Linked DNA regions of Homo sapiens: region 1 is linked to region 2. The links are chromatin loops, found by intact Hi-C in ENCODE. Cell type or tissue: HepG2. All regions are shown on one strand.

Region 1 (8,000 bases), 120 kb after region 2:
AGCCCCGTGTGTTTGACTGGGGCTCCTCAAGGTAGTCCTAGGAGGCCAGAAGACATAAAGAAGACACTTGAGTTGGGGTCAGTGCTGCCATCTCAGGGTGAGGCCAGGTCTCACCTCCAGAACCCCTCTGCCTCTCCTCTTCTGGTGCCCCAGGAGCTGGCTTCACTGCTTGGAAGAGAGCACCCCGACCCCAGTCCTCACGTCGCTCCTACAGGCCAGGCCTTCAGGCCATGCTCCTCATTCCTGGAGGGGTCCCTGGGAAAGCCCACCCCATCACCCTCTGAGAGATGGCCAGAGACCTTAGAACCATGGCTCTGGAGCCAGTCTCTGGGCCAGGGTCTCAAAAGCACAGAAAGAAGTTCAAGGTTGCCTTTCTCTTTGCATTTTAATCATTTATTTCTTCATTAAAATAGAGATTATAAAAGCCATTTGAACTACATAGTGGTTTCATTACATTAGGAGGCTTTTGTTTGGATGATTTAAACTCTCTTTATAAGCCATCATATTGTTTGTTAGTGACATTTGGCAATAGTGTTTGTCAGACAGATTTCTTGAACACAAAATCTAATTAGTGTCATTAAATCATCAGTGAATTTGAATAGAGTTTTATAATTGAAAAGGGAGTCATTTTTAAAATATAACTTAAATTATTAATGTTGGGTAAATAGGATCTTTTAGGAGAATTTTAATGCTCGTGGTCCCCTTGGACTTTCCGGTTTCCTGGCTGTTTGTGGTGGTTTAGACACAGCCTTGCCTCTCCTTCTCGGATGGTGCTTTTCCACCAAGAAGCGGATCCCAGGTAAGCGTGGAAGTTCTCTCTTGCACTTCTGTGTTTTTGTTTGTTTGTTTTTTGAGGCAGTCTCGCTCAACTGTTGCACAGGCTGGAGTGCATTGGTGCCATCTCAGTTCACTTCAATCTTCGCCTCCCAGGTTCAAGCGATGCTCATGCCTCAGCCACCTGAGTGGCTGGGATTACCAGCATGCACCACCACACCCTGCTGCTAATTTTTGTATTTTTGGTAGAGATGGGTTTTTCCCATGTTGGCCAGGCTAGGCTCGAACTCCTGGCCTTAAGTGATCTGCCTGTATCAGCCTCCCAAAGTGTCAGGTTTACAGGCGTGAGCCACTGCGCCCGGCCTCTCTCTTGCATTTCTGATCAATGCCTCCCAGAAGAATATGGAGAGGCAGGACACAAACATGGATACCCAGAGAGGGTCCAAGGACAGGCCACGAAGCCATGGCTAGAGCATGCTCCAGGCTGGTGAGTGATGGAGCAGGGGCATGTGGGAGACCCCAAGCACAAGACTGGGCCCCGGCACCCACCTCAGGGTGCATCTCTCCCCAGGAGGCACAGGGCACCCCCCACACTGTGCACCTCTCCCTAGGAAACACGGGGCACCCCCTGCAGGGTGCATCTCTCCCCAGGAGGCACGGGACACCCCCACAGGGCACACCTTTCCCCAGCAGTTAGGGTACACCTCTCCCCAGGAGGCGTGGGGCACCCCCTGCAGGGCACATGTCTCCCCACGAGACACGGGGCACCCTTCATAGGGCAGACCTCTCCCCAGGAGATACAGGGCACCCCCTTTAGGGCATTCCTCTCCCCAGAAGACACCGAGGCACCCCTATAGGGCACAACTCTTCCCAGGAGATACAGGGCAACCCCCATGGGGGATACAGGCACCCCATGGGGTGCACCTCTCCCCAGAAGACACTGGGCACTCCTCCCATAGGGCACAGCCTCCAGGGTAGTCACCGAGGGACCCACCCATAGGGCACAGCCTCCAGGGTAGTCACCGAGGGACCCACCCATAGGGCACAGCCTCCAGGGCAGGCACTGAGGGACCCCCCCCATAGGGCACAGCCCTCCAGGGCAGACACTGAGGGATAGCCCTCCATGATAGACACCAAGGGACCCCCCCCATAGGACACATCCTCCAGGGCAGACACTGAGGGACCCCCCACCATAGGACACAGTCTCCAGGACAGACACTGAGGGACCCCCCCATAGGATACATCCTCCAGGGCAGACACTGAGGGACCCCCCACCATAGGACACAGTCTCCAGGACAGACACTGAGGGACCCCCCCATAGGACACATCCTCCAGGGCAGACACTGAGGGACCCCCCACCATAGGACACAGTCTCCAGGACAGACACTGAGGGACCCCCCCATAGGACACATCCTCCGGGACAGACACTGAGGGACCTCCCCCATAGGGTACAACCTCCAGGACAGACACTGAGGGACCCCCCATCATAGGGCACAGCCTCCAGGACAGACACTGAGGGACCCCCCCCGATAGGGCACAGCCTCCAGGACAGACACTGAGGGACCACCCCATAGGGCACAGCCTCCAGGACAGACACTGGGGGACCCCCCCCCATAGGGCACAGCCTCCAGGACAGACACTGAGGGACCCCCCCTCATAGGGCACAGCCTCCAGGACAGACACTGAGGGACCCCCCCATAGGGCACAGCCTCCAGGACAGACACTGGGGGACCCCCCCTCATAGGGCACAGCCTCCAAGACAGACACTGAGGGACCCCCCCACCACCATAGGACACATCCTCCAGGACAGACACTTAGGGACCCCCCCATAGGGCACAGCCTCCAGGGCAGGTACAGGGCACCTTTTGTATGTAGGTTGCACATCGCCCTCCTGCAAGGCTTACCCTCTCTCCCTGCACTGGTGTAAGGCGTGCCTTTTCTTCCCTAACTTCAGCCTATTCCCAGTCGAATGCATGAAGAGTAAAAATCATTTACACACTGTTTTAGTGGCATGTCTTTTTTTTTTTTTTTTTTTTTTTTTTTACACTAGCAAGGCTGGCCTCTTTTTCGTGTGCTTGTGTGTGTGTGTGTGTCCATGTGACTTGTGCTATGGAGAGCACAGTGGATAGGAGAGAGTTTTCAGAGCTGTTTAGTTGATAGTGTGACTCTTCCTTTCAGGGAGGAACTAACACGGAAAGGAACCTAGTTTTCTGGCACTGGGAGCGTGGGTCATGATCCTTATTCTCTTTAATACCTGGCCGAGGAAGGTGAAGAGATGTTGCCCAGGCCCAGCTTTCTGGTCACCTGAGGCAGCTGTCAGTGAGCATTAGAGCTCACCTGAGCTGTGCCGAATGCCTGATCCAGGGCTCTGCGCCAGGACAGGGGTGCGGTGGGGAGGCAGGGGGCAGGAGCACACTCTTGGTTTGGAGCAGAGTCCCTCTGTGGTGCCTCTGGGTGAAGGTTAAGAATAGACGGGAAGACCTCGTGCACACCTTTGCTTAGCATGAGCTGCCTCCCAAGCTAGGCAGAGGCACATGCACGTGGCAGTGGGCAGTGGGGCCAGGTGACACATAGGGCACGTGGGCACACACCTGGAGAGCCATGGATGCCGTGGCCCTACCCCAGCTGGTCTGCACCTGGTGTTCCCATCCATGGGCGGCAGCTTACCGTCCGTGGCGTCCATTCTGCCGCCCTTTCCTCCTGGCCCCTGCCGCTTTATGCGGGCGCGGCATCTGCCCACTCTGGGGCTGTTCCCCTGGCAAGTTGAAAAAGAGACACAAGAAAGTCAAGAGTTTCGTTTTAAAAGTGAAAATCTTTTTGGGTTACCACTTGAATATTTGTATATTAAATTCTGAAGTCAGAGTCAAAGCAGCTAAATTCTGGGGCTCCTATATTTGGTTCAGAGTTCAGTGTACGCTTAACGTAAACTTAAAGTCTGGTTAGAGTAATAGGATCAGCTATGATTGGTTTTGTTTTTGCTTTTCTTAGAAGAATGAGGTCGTAGTCATCTTATTTTAAATTGCTCATTATAGTTTCAGTCTGCAAAAAATTGCTTCCCAACAGCCCTTGCCCCATGGAGTAGTCTGACGTGTAAAGTTAGCGAGGGACTAGTTGCAGACAATTTTAGCTAACTTAAAAATAAGCGCATCTCAAAGTCCTGTTTTTCGAAGCCTGAATTTGGTATTCCAGTGACGCACCTGCCCTCCAGAAGCCAACTGAGGGTTCCCATGGAGAATAAGTACCTATTCACGATGCTAGGATGTGGGGCAGGAGTGAAGAAGAGTGAAATGGCCATCTTCCCTTGTGGTTCCAGCATTTTCCGAGCATGCCGAGGGCAGAGGGTCCCTGTGTCTTCTTTGAAGATCAAGAAACAGGCCTGACGTCTCAGCTTGTGCTATGAACAGGGAGTGTTGAAATCCAGTTTGTCCTGATGGCTTTCACTTTGCAGGCTTTGCTCTACAGATAATCTGTTATAAATCTAATAAGGTGGAATGCCTCCCTACAAGTAGCGAAGCCGAGATCACACAGCGTTGCCGGGGGCAGGTAGGGAATCAGTCACTGTTTGTGACTGCTGGTTTCATTAAAACTCCACCACAGTCATGTTTCTGGGAGTTTTGCCTTCCTGTGAATTTTAATCCCCAGCAGCCATGGTTGTTGCTTTCATTCTTTTTGAAATGATGGTGGAAAGAGCTCACTTTCCCTCTGGGTTCTGGCTGACAAGTAGATACTGTGAGACTGCATTAGGCTGCATCTGTCCGCTCTGCGTTTCCGCCCTGAGTGAGCTCTGAGCAGCGGGAGGGAGGGAGCCAAGGGGCCCTGTGCAGGTGACAGCCAGAGGGGAGGGGCTCGCCATGACGAGGAGATCAGTTCAACAAAGGACTGTGTTTGTTTTCTGAGCTGAGAAGCACCCCGAAGCCCTGTGGGTTGTATGTTTATAGGTTAACCTGCTGGTGGCATTCCCAATCTGCAGACAGTGTGGCCCAGGGATGCTCTCGGGGCACCTTTCCCTGTGTACACAGCTCCGGGTCCCCAGGGCAGAGTCCTGAATCTGTACATGCCCAGATGTTTGTCCTGGTAGAGGGACTTTGCTTGCATGTGGCGGCAAGGAACACCGCGTTAGGAAGGTGTGCTCCAGGTAGTATCTCCCTAGCCTTGAGGGGGCCTGATTTTACCTTAGGATATTTAGTGTCTGCAGGAAGTCGGCGTCTCTAGGCGACATCTTTCAAAAGTGACGGTTTGATGACAATCAGGCCGCACGGAGGCAAGCCCAGACCAGCTCTTCTGAGTGTTCTCCCCATGCCACCTCTTCCAGTCCTCACAGGAACCCTTGGGGGCAGGTGCCACATTTAACCCAGCACGGAGAGGTTAAATATTTAGGTGCAAGTGCGCTGGCAGCAAGCAGGTGGGTGGAGCAGGTTTTATCAGCCAGGCAGCCTGGCCTGGGCACTGCCCTCCAGCCAGCGTGCTATGGGCCGCCTGTGAGTCTTCGGAGGCCAGCGCTGCCCTGATGAAGGACACGGCAAGAGCTTGCTTATGTTTATCCCACCATCCCCAAGAAGTTCATTTAAGTTGGTTGTTCGGAATTAAGTTTTTGCCATGGGAAAGATACAGGTGAGATGCTTGGTGTGTGCAGCTAGCCCTGACGGCCCTCCCTGCCCCTCCTGCGCACACGCTGCTGCCGGGCGTGGTGGGTGCCCCCTCTCCCTCGGCCCACCCAGGCCTCCTGCCTTGCCTGTGCCCACACATCTGCCAGGAGCAGCACCCCTGCTGGAAGGCAAGCCTGCATTGCACCTGCCTGGGTAGGGTCTTGCCTCAGCCCCTCCTCTCCTCCCTCCTTCCTTGGGTGTGGGCCTACCTCCTGCCACCTCTGCAGCTCTTCTATCCCCGTGCTCCTGGCTGGAATTGAGTCCCACCCCCCTTGTGAGGGCTGTAGGTGGGTGGGCGTGTTTGTGGACAGGGCTTTTCATCTGTGAGGAGAGCCGGCAGGTCCTGTCCCCAATGTCTGGATGCTGATCTGCTCTCTCTGCTGCTGTAAATCCTTGCTGTGTGTGACCACAGGTGTGACTGGGCAGACCTGCCTAGAGCCCGAGGTCCCACTGCCCTGGACTCCAAGCGATTCCTGTGGGGCTCTGCCATCCAGGCCACTTCCGCTGCCATGGGACAGTGGACGGGGAGGCTGGCTGTGGGCTGCAGGCTGCAATGACCCAGCCCAGGTGGGCCGGGAAAGACCAGCGCTGTGGTCTCCGTCCTGGAGGCTGGGGCAGCCTCAGTCCAGAGCTATCTGCTGGGGTCACTGCAATGGGGCAGGCGGTTTCTGCCTGGGGACTCTTCCTCGGGGTGGGCCATGGGGGGCAGCGGCCCAGCACACCCTTCCATCCACATGGGGCACTCATGAGGGGCAATCATGTTCATTTTGCTTGTTCACTGCCAGCGCCAGTTTGAGGTTGCCGAATGCCATTTGGTTGGCCAATGCCTGTCTCTGTCCCTTGTCTGGGCTGGGGGCTTTACTTACAGAATGGAAGAATGAGGAGTTTTACCTTACAAAATTACACAGTTGATGTTACGTTTAACATCGTGGACACAATGTGATTCAAATTTCACACAGGTCACAGACATGCGGGGTGACTGGCATGTCTCATCTTGAGTAGGAAGAGGCTGTGAGCAAGCTGAAATCCTTTCTTCCCTATTTACAAGTGGTTCTGGGTGGTCGTGGAAACCGGCTGAGTCCTCAGCAGTGGGAAGCGAGGTCCAGGAACGGGATTGATGCCCTGGTGAGGCCATTCCTCATCCCCTGCACCGCCTGTGACCATGAAAGGGCTTGGGCCAGGCTGTTTTTGCAGGCTGGATCTTCCCAGAAGCCTAGGGGTTGGAAAGGTGTGTGTGCTGGGTGCCCGGGGGCTGAGCTGGACCTCCAGGCTCTCGCAGGAGAGGGTGTGGTGGCCACCTGGAAGCTGGCTGTGCAGGGGCAGCAAGGGTGTGAAGCTTGCCAGTCGGCTCGGGCCTCTCATGTGAAGAAGGACCCAGCAAGATGCAGGAGATGTTCCCGGACACACACCGCCTGCCCCCGTCACCTTGCCAACGCCGCTGAAGGTTGGCGCCCACAGAGAAGGGCAGCGCCCTTGCACGCTCACAGTTACCTGGAGCACACATGCTCAATCCCACGCGCTCACTCACATTCAGAACGCACACTTGGGTGCACAAGCACGTTGATGTGCAGGTTCCTCCGTGCGGGCAGCCCTGTTGTCTTGGAGCAGCGAGCCCTGTAGCAGAAGGCTTGTGCCGCCTCCCACCCTGAGCACGCCGCGTGGGCTCTCAGGCTGTGGCACCTCAGGGACCCAGCCCCCCATCCCTGCTGGCCCTACTCTGTCGGGGTTGCCTCTGCCCGTCCGATGTAATCCTTTTCATCTGCTTTCCTACCCCTCAGCCACTTTTCATTTTCCTTTGTTATCACCTCTTGCTCTGAAGTGATGCGCATTTGTTGTAGAGCGGCAATCGGTCCCGACCTTTTTGGCACCAGGGACCGGTTTCGTGGAAGATGGTTTTTTCTGTGGACAGGGGTGGGGGACGCAGGAGAATGGTTTCGGGATGAAACTTCCACCACCTCAGATCATCAGGCGTTAGATTCTCATAAGGACCATGCATCCTAAATCCCCCACACGCACAGTTCACAACAGGATCACACTCCTGTGAGAATCTAATGCCACCACTGATCCAGCAGGAGCTTGAGCTCTGGCGGGAATGCTCCCTAGCCTGCCACTTACCTCCTGCTTTGTGGCCCATTTCCTAACAGGCCAGGGACTGCTGCTACCCGTCCACGGCCGGAGGTGGGGACCCCTGTCGTAGAGGGATTGAAGAATACACAGGGACGACAGTGTGACGTGGGTGGCATCCCATGGGCGCCAGTCCTGCTGTGCCAGCGCAGCCACTCATGGAGCACAGGCATCCAGTGGCTGCCTCGCACGCACACCCCACTCTATGCCTCAGGCGTCCGGTGGCTGCCTCGCACGCACTCCCCACTCTATGCCTCGGGCGTCCGGTGGCTGCCTCGCACGCACACCCCACTCTATGCCTCAGGCGTCCGGTGGCTGCCTCGCACACACACCCCACTCTATGCCTCGGGCGTCTGGTGGCTGCCTCGCACGCACTCCCCACTCTATGCCTCGGGCATCCGGTGGCTGCCTCGCACACACACCCCACTCTATGCTTTGCTCATCCTTTCCCTGGCC
Region 2 (8,000 bases):
ACAAGCCACAGGCTGTCCCGAGAAAGGAGCGGGGAGATCGAGGAAGCACGCTGCCGTGTCTTGTTCGTGGGGTGCTTGTGACGCTCTCGCAGGATGCCCTGTGGGCCACACCACGAGTGCTCGGTGGCGACTGCAGAAGGGTGAGGGACGTTTCCCTTCACACCAGACGGCGGGTCTTGATGGCAGAGGAACCAGGCATCAGAGGAGGACAAGTCAATCCGGGAGCGTAGATAAAAAGGAAGCGAAACTTATTTCACATTGTCAAGCTGTCGGGGATTCCAGGGACCTTGTCCTCCAGGCCTGTCCCTGTGCCCTCCTGTCCCCAGGCCTGAGCAGCCGGGTGTGGGATGGGAACAGGCCAGGGCCAGGTGCCTCACGCCCTGAGGCTGGAGTCAGGCTCTGTTGCCACTTTGAATCCAGGGGCCCACCCTGAACCCTGAGCTGGGCTTCTGTTCAGTACGCGGAGGTGATGACCTCTCCCACCCGGGGGGGGTTTGAGGACTCCCGAGGTGGCAGGGGTGACGCCCAGCCCAGCATGCAGAGTGCCCAGGCAGTGCCCACACCTTTCCTCTCCCTGCCAAGGTGCTCCGGGCCTGAGCCTGTGTGGCCCCCTGCTTGGGGCTGTCACCACAATGCCATTCCCCGCACGCCCAGCAAGTCCCTCCTATGGGTGAGAGCCTAACTTGAGAGACTCTTTTGGGGAGGAGTAAGATGACCTGCCCTTCTCAAGAGTGAGCAGTTCTTAGATGACTGCCTTGAGCAGCGATGGTTCTTCCTGCAGGGGTGCGCCCACGAAACGCTCTGCGTGAAGCACATTGGTGCCATGCTCAGGCCCAGGGAGAGTGGAGGGTGCTGTGCTCTTGGACTGGGTCCTGGCTCGAGGGTTGAGGGGCTGGGCCATGTCCACAAAAAGTCACTGGATGGCTGGGCTGCTCCCACTGTGTCGCTGGAAGAGGGGCAGCGCCCGCTGCAGTGTTTGGAGTGCTTGGTCATGGCCCCACGTGGATTCTCCTTCCTGGGGGAAGCTGTTCCGTCCCCAGGTTTTCAGCTAACTTATCTGAGTTTTGATGAAGAGAGCAAGGGGTTTTGCTAATCTGGATTCCTGTGGAAGGGCCTCCTCTCTCTGCTCGTGTTTTATAGCTTGGCAACTCTAGTGCTAGTTCTGCAATATTCGAATTTGAGTAGCCAGAAGAATTTGCTGCCAGGGTGGCCTTGCCCTTGACTTTGAAATGAACTCACCCGAGACTTCAGCTTGATGCCTCCTTTGGCTAATGCTGGGTTCTGGGCTTTGGCCGCCGCCTGCCTGTCCATCACAAGGGGCCATGTTCTCCAATCAGGACAGAGTTCTAAGCATTTCACAGTAAAGCCTGCAGGAGTTAGGTTTTCTGTTCTTGACAGACTGAGAATGATACTGAGAATGTTTTCTGATTGATTTGGTGAGCTGTCTGTTTATAGCATCATTAGAGATTATTTTCCATGGCTAGGAATTATTCTTGACCTCACAGTAAAGGACTCTGAATCCCCCACCCCCTGCCTGTTTTTTTTGTTGTTGTTGTGTTTTTTTGTTTGTTTGTTTTAAAGAAAAGACTTGTACCATCAGTCTTAGGCGTAATCTCCTTGGCAGTAGTGAGGAGCAAGGCATCTGATGGAGAAACAAAGCATGGTAAGGTTTTTACCATTCAGGAATCACACCGCAGTAGCATTGTAGTATTTGATCACAATTTACTCTTACTTTTTTTCATAAAGAAAGAAATAGGCCTACAGTGGCTCTCACTTGTAATCCCAGCACTTTGGGAGGCTGAGGCAGGAGGATTGCTTGAGGCCAGAAGTTTGAGACCAATCTGGACAACATAGGAACACCTCCTCTCTACAGAAAAGATTAAAAACATTAGCTGGGCATGGTGGTATGCGTCTGTAGTCCCAGCTGTTCAGGAAGCTGAGGTGGGAGGATCCTTCGAGCTAGGAGGTCGAGGCTGCAGTGAGCCATGTCATACCGCTGCACTCCAGCCTGGGTGACAGAGGGGAGACCCTGTTTCAAGAGAGAAAAATAAAAAAAAAAAAAAAGAAAGAAAGCACCAGCAGAATTTAGAAATGTGGGCCAGTGTGGGAGCCTCGCCTGGCATCACTGGCCTCGCCTGGCATCACTGGCTGTGGGCTGCTGCTCTCGCCCTGGAGCTGTTACTTTGAGAGCAGATCGAGGACTCAGCAGGCAGGAGGAATGTTCACGGCAGGGTCAGTTCCCACGCTGCATACGCCCCACCATCGCCCCTCGTCGTGGCTGGGATGGGAGACCGACTTTAGAACCAGAGGCTGGGAAGAGGGAGATACCCCCTTCCAGAAGGGGCCTTCTGCCGCTGAGTAAGGGGGTGGTGCCCGGCTGGCTCCATGAGGGGCATGAGGGGTGCTGGCTATGCTTGGCCTGAGGGGTTGCTGCAGGAAGGCCTTGCTCCCCGCCGGGGCTGAGGGACCCGGCTGAGCAGCAGCAGCAGGAGGAATGAGCAGTGCTCTTGGAGCCCGGAGGAGGGGGCAGGGCTTGTCCTTCTGGACGGGCAGCCCCAGGAAAAGAGAAGCCCAGAGCTAAGGGCCCTTGCCCTAGGGAGGGGTCCCACATGGACCCCGAAGACGTTCCTCTCTGCAGCCCTTCCTGGCACTGCGTGGACACGATGTACGGAATGAGGAAAACGAGCTTCTTTCCCTTCTCTTTCACTTCTCCCTCCCATCACGCAGCGTGCAATTATGGAAGAGGATAAAGAAGGAAAGAGCAGTCGGAAAAATTCTGTAAGAACCGGAGAGGGGAGTTCGGGTGTTTTTACAGCTCCTGGGGTTCTCCGGGAAACAAAGGTGTGCTATTTCCACTTCTGTGTCTTCATTCCTGTTCTGCAGGGAAGCTCAGCCTGGCTTCATCCACATGGGTGGAGCAGAGTCAAGTTCAGTTGGGAATTTTTTTTTTTTCCTGCTCATTTGGAAAAAGAGGAAAAGACACTGGGATACAAAGAGGGCTTTATAAAGAAGAGGCCTCCTTGGTCCTCCACTCCAGGACTTTCTGCGATGGCGGAAATGGTCCATAGCAGCAATGCCCATCGGGGCAGCCACTGGTCATGCCTGACTGTTGAGCTTGTCAGCAGCCACATCAACACATGGATGGTGTGGCCGAGGAACTGGATTTCAAATTAAATTAAATTAAATTTCAATTTAAGTAACCACATGTGGCCAGTAGCTACCTACAGCGCACTCTCAGGAAGGCTCTAGACTGAGAGTTTGAGGATCATCCTTTATCAGTGATTTGAATGGATGAGGCTTCATCTGTTTGAATTTCCCAGTTGGGGTAAAAAGAGGGGATGCTTGTACTGGAATGGGAGTAGGTTCACAGCGCACAGCCTGGGCCAGCATCAGTGTGTTGCTGAATTTATGCTCCTTCCCAAGGTTGTTGAGGAGACTGGAAGAGAAGTTCTGTGTTAGAGAGAGGGACGCCCTAGAGGAGTTCACTTAGTCACAAGGAGCAGAAATGCCCTCAGTGGCATGGATTGAAAGGCACTTACGGATGGAATTCGGGAGAAATTCATGGAGCACTGCAGGGAGTCCTCTGATGGGACCCCTCTTCCTTCTCTGTCTCCCCTGTCTCCCGAGCCCCAGGACTGCCGGTCTCCCATCTGCTTAGTCCCCAGCTGCGTCCCTGCAGGCTCTCCGCTCTGTTGCTGGTTTGGTTCGTCTGGTGTGTGCCTCCCCTGTGACATGCCGGGAGCAGAGCGGAACAGCTGTGCCAGTCCCTGGGCCCCAGCTGGACTGTGCTGGGTCCAGGGTCTATGAGAGCTGCTGGGAGGCCACCAGTGCAGGTGGGCAGGACCTTGCTCCGTGATTCTACCCATGACGCTTCTCACTCAAGGAATTGGCTTTTGTTTCAGTGCATCCTATTGAAAATCACTTAGCCAGTAAGCAAATGTTGGCCCTTAGTCTGTTAAACATTAATACAAATAAGCACGTGTCGCTGCCCTCCCGTTGTACAGTTGTACAGCTGTAATAAACACCACTCGCCCTGCCTCGTGTGCATGTCTCTTCTGGTTTCGGCACCCCAGTGCCGTGGTTGTGCGAGGGGATCAGAATATCTGCTTGAGATTAGCCCATGTCAGCATTTTATTGGGATTGTTAGGCACCTCCGTCCTGATCATTGCACCACGCTCTGTCCCTGTACTTAAATATCTCTACTTGGCATTTGAAACAAAACAAATAAACCTATTGTACAGGATGGACCAATCATGAGGCATTTTCACTCTGATGTTGGCAGTGGATGTGTTGACATTGAGAGGATATTCATGGTGGCAGGCTGCCCCCAGTTCCAGGTTTTGGATATTTGGAATAAGGTAGGCTATGACAGGCCGGGTGCAATAGCTTATGCCTGTAATCCCAGCACTTTGGGAGGCCAAGGCAGGCGGATCACGAGGTCAGGAGATCGAGACCATCCTGGCTAACATGAAACCCCGTCTCTACTAAAAATACAAAAAATTAGCTGGGCGTGGTGGCGGGCACCTGTAGTCCCAGCTACTCGGGAGGCTGAGGCAGGAGAATGGCATGAACCCGGGAGGCGGAGCTTGCAGTGAGCCGAGATGGCGCCACCGCACTCCAGCCTGGGCGACAGAGTGACTGCATCTCAAAAAAAAAAAAAAAAAAAAAAAAATAGGCTATGGCCATGAAGGGTTGCTTCCGGATTCAGTACATTTAGGAGGAAATAATGTTGTTCATCATATGACACAGTTAAGTCTCCGAGAGATAATTAAATGAAAATCATTCTAAAATGTTTGATTAAATGCCTTTCTAGCCTAGCCCCTGTAGGTGGAGTGTCATGATTTCCACGTTGTTGGGTGCTGGATAAATGATTTAGCCACAGTCTCACGGCTCTGTAAAGAGTGGCAGGCTGTTCCTATCACTGCTGATCCTGTGTGTGCTGTGCACCGGATGTGGGTGGAATGAGGCTGCAGGGGCACCTGCATCCCCAGTGGCTATGATGACTAAATGAGGAGGCCCCTGTAGAGTGCACAGCGTTCACCCAGTGACAGTGTGATTGTAATAGCTGGGGTTGCTGGGACCCTAGAGTATCCACGGTGTGCATGCACTTGAACTTCAGGATACCCTGTTTCCCTCTGAGGTGCAAGAGCTCTGGCGATTCCGGATCCCTACTGTGTGTCAGGTTCTGGAAGCATCTTCTCTCATCTCCACGTGATGCCCAGGGGCTCCCCCAGCTTCTGGAAGCCACCGCTTGTCCAGGGCACCAGCCCAGTCTGTCGTCAAGCCTGGATTTGATCTTAGGTCTGGCTGCTTCCGGAATACCGAGACGGGCCTCTGCTGTTCCCTGAGCTTGCTGTCAGCAAATGTTTGGTGAGGAGAATTATTTGGTTTGGAATTTCTTGTTTATGTTTTAGTCCATTAATTTTTTTTATCCTGTGAAATATTTTAGCAACCCTAAAGACCCATGACACACAGGTATCTCTTCAATATTGTGCTAATTCCTGCCTTTTTTTGGTGTCTTCTCATCTCAGCATCAGTAGTGGTGGCCATGTAGGGACAGAGGCACTTAGCAGCCGCGGCACCGGGAATAATGATTTGACTTGGGGGCCCTGTGGAAGAGGCACATGTTGCCGCTTGAATTCTAAGAACACTATTTACCTTTCTGTTTTGAAAGTTCACTTTCACTTTCAAGGTCTCAATTTTCTCAAAAGTTCTAAAGTGATAAACATAGTCTTTCTAAGATTTTCTTTTTGCATTTGTGGCCTTCGTTGTGGCACAGCCCTGTGTCAGGTGGGGCTGAGCCCAGAGGGTGCTGAGGGGATGGGGCTCATGGTGACAGCGTGGTGCAATCCCGAGGCAAGTCCTTGGCACTGTGATGGGCGCTACCATTGGGGCCTGGCATCCCCAGGCCTCATTAGCCAGCAGTGACCACAGGTGATGCACAGGCGTTCTCATGTCCTGCTTTGGATTCCCTCCGTTAAGGAAACCGCAGCACAGCACCGCTCCACAGTAGCTCATAGCCGGGCAGCCAGGGAGCCGCAGAGTCTGGACTTGACCTCTGCAACCCCGTCTCAACCCTATGCTGTCACACCAGTGTCTGAGTTAAATGGCAATGCAAAGCTCTGGGTCCCATCTTCTAGCGGGGACCTTTGTGGCTTGCCCACAGGTTGGTGGCACGGATCGCTGCTCTCTGGGACAGCATGGGACCCTTTCTGGAGCGAAGTCCACTTCAGAGACCCTGGGTTGCTGTCTGACAGAGCTGTGGGCCTGCCTCATCCTGCGGCCAAGGTTTGGGTGAGCGCTGGCTGCTCGTGGGAAGGTTGGGGGCTCAGGCACCTTTGTGATTGCCTTGTCTTCAGTCTCCACTTCTGTCAGAGCTTACAAAGAGCAGCACATGGGGTCCAGAGGCTTCTGGGGAGCCACCCGTGCCCCTGACCCAAGGATGCATAGGCCAGCCCTTGTAGGAAGCAGCATAAGACTTAATTCCTTTTTTTTTTTTTTTTTTTTTACATGAAAACAAACAGAAATGGGAGTTTTATTTGTTCCCTGCAGCCCCACGAACATCTTTTGGAGCCATCTGGAGAGCTGATCACTTCTTTGGCGGGGACAATCAAATATTGAATGTTGAGGGAAATTAGGGCAAATGGCTCCAGGACTGTCCACTTTTGACAGACCTGGTGAGTGAGTTTAATCATTAATCATTAATCCACGCTTTCTAAATATATCTGCCCCGAAGAATCTCCCGGGCGGAGGTGAAAGTCCTGGTTCCCATGCTCCCTTGACCTGACTGAAGCACAGCTCCGGGGCCCGACAGTGGACAGGCACCCCATTTCATCCCTGTCTGGGGACACATTTAAGCAGTGCTGCCTCGGTTTGTTATTTAGTGACTTATTTTCAAGGAAAAAGATCCAGAAATGATTAGATAAATGCGAAGTCCTAAAAAAGAAAACAGCGCAGTTTCTCTTAAATGCCGGCCAGCATTGTGACCCTGATCTGCTGAGGCCTTGGAAGGTAGTTGAGGCTGCAGGAAATGTCACGGGGTGACCTTTAGAATTAGAGTGTCAGCACTCAGCTGGCTGCCTGCATCTGAAAAAGGAGCCATTGTAGCCAGTGAAATGGGGAAAAACCAGAAAACCAGCTGGGCCAGGGCGCTGCAGGACTGGCCATGACCGCCCTGTGCCACTGTCTGCAGAGACCCTGGTCCAGGCGGGTATTGGCCTCCTTCTGGGCAGAGTGCTGGTGTCCACGCCCAGGGCACACATACAGCTAAGCACATCCTCTGTGTGCGTGCATGTGTGCATACCTGCATATGTGCGTGTGTGTGTGTGCTTTGAGAGTGGTGGCTTTCTGATTGAACAAGCAGAGTGCTCAAGGACACGGCTCCAGGTCAGCCTGTGCAGGCTCCAGTTTGGTGCTCCCCTTTTCTTGCTGGATTAACTTTGGACCATCCCTGAGCCTCTTTGTGCCTCAGTGTCCTCATGTAAAATGGGCGTGATAGCATCCTCAGCTCTCTGCTGCTTCTGTGAAGATGAAGAGTCCCTCTGTAGATGCGCCCATTGCCTGGTAGCTCTAATTACTGGCTCTTCCTTCAGCACCCTGTAAGAAGCTGTTGCAAATGAAGTGTGAGTTGGTGACAGAGCAGTGAAGAGGCTGAGAAAGACAATGAAGGGCTCTGGGGGCACTTGTGATGTGGTTTGGAGAGACAGCTGCCCTAGAACTCACACAGGTGGCCCACTTCTTTGGTCTGTTTGTGCAAAAGTCATTGGTAGTGATTTTGTTGGTGGTGGTGGTTTTGGTGAGGATGTCCATTTAAGAAATAAAATGAAACTGAACGGGAATGGTAAACGAGACACAAAACAGAATGAAAAGCCTCCCAGAGGCTGAGCTTGAAAGGAAACAGCAAATTACAAAGTGAGAATGCCAAGAGCTTTCTCCTTTAACAAACCAGGGTGCATTGTTCTCCTTTCTAATGATAAGGGAGGACCTGTTTGCTCTGGGAA

What was found. Hi-C counts contacts between places; a loop is a spot of excess contacts. Peaks named below come from ENCODE experiments on the same cell type or tissue, not always from the same donor. Only the 100,000 strongest peaks of a DNase experiment are listed, where the experiment ranks them.
Region 1: it touches region 2 in a loop (11-fold over the local background); 1 of 110 quality-filtered maps calls a loop at or near these places.

What each region holds. Positions count from the first base shown.
Region 1 is chr2:239,178,887-239,186,886 of GRCh38, reverse strand. The region is part of intron 4 of HDAC4 (histone deacetylase 4); the gene reads left to right. Among named protein-coding and RNA genes, the nearest start is that of HDAC4-AS2, 11 kb to the left of the region's middle. In HepG2, no CTCF peak of the experiment used is centred here; a DNase peak (open chromatin) is centred at 4,656.
Region 2 is chr2:239,295,536-239,303,535 of GRCh38, reverse strand. The region is part of intron 2 of HDAC4 (histone deacetylase 4); the gene reads left to right. Among named protein-coding and RNA genes, the nearest start is that of MIR4269, 5.9 kb to the left of the region's middle. RefSeq lists enhancers at 308-397, 6,777-7,392, 7,393-8,000. In HepG2, no CTCF peak of the experiment used is centred here; DNase peaks (open chromatin) are centred at 3,885, 6,745, 7,175, 7,295 and 1 weaker place; H3K4me3 peaks cover 3,666 bases.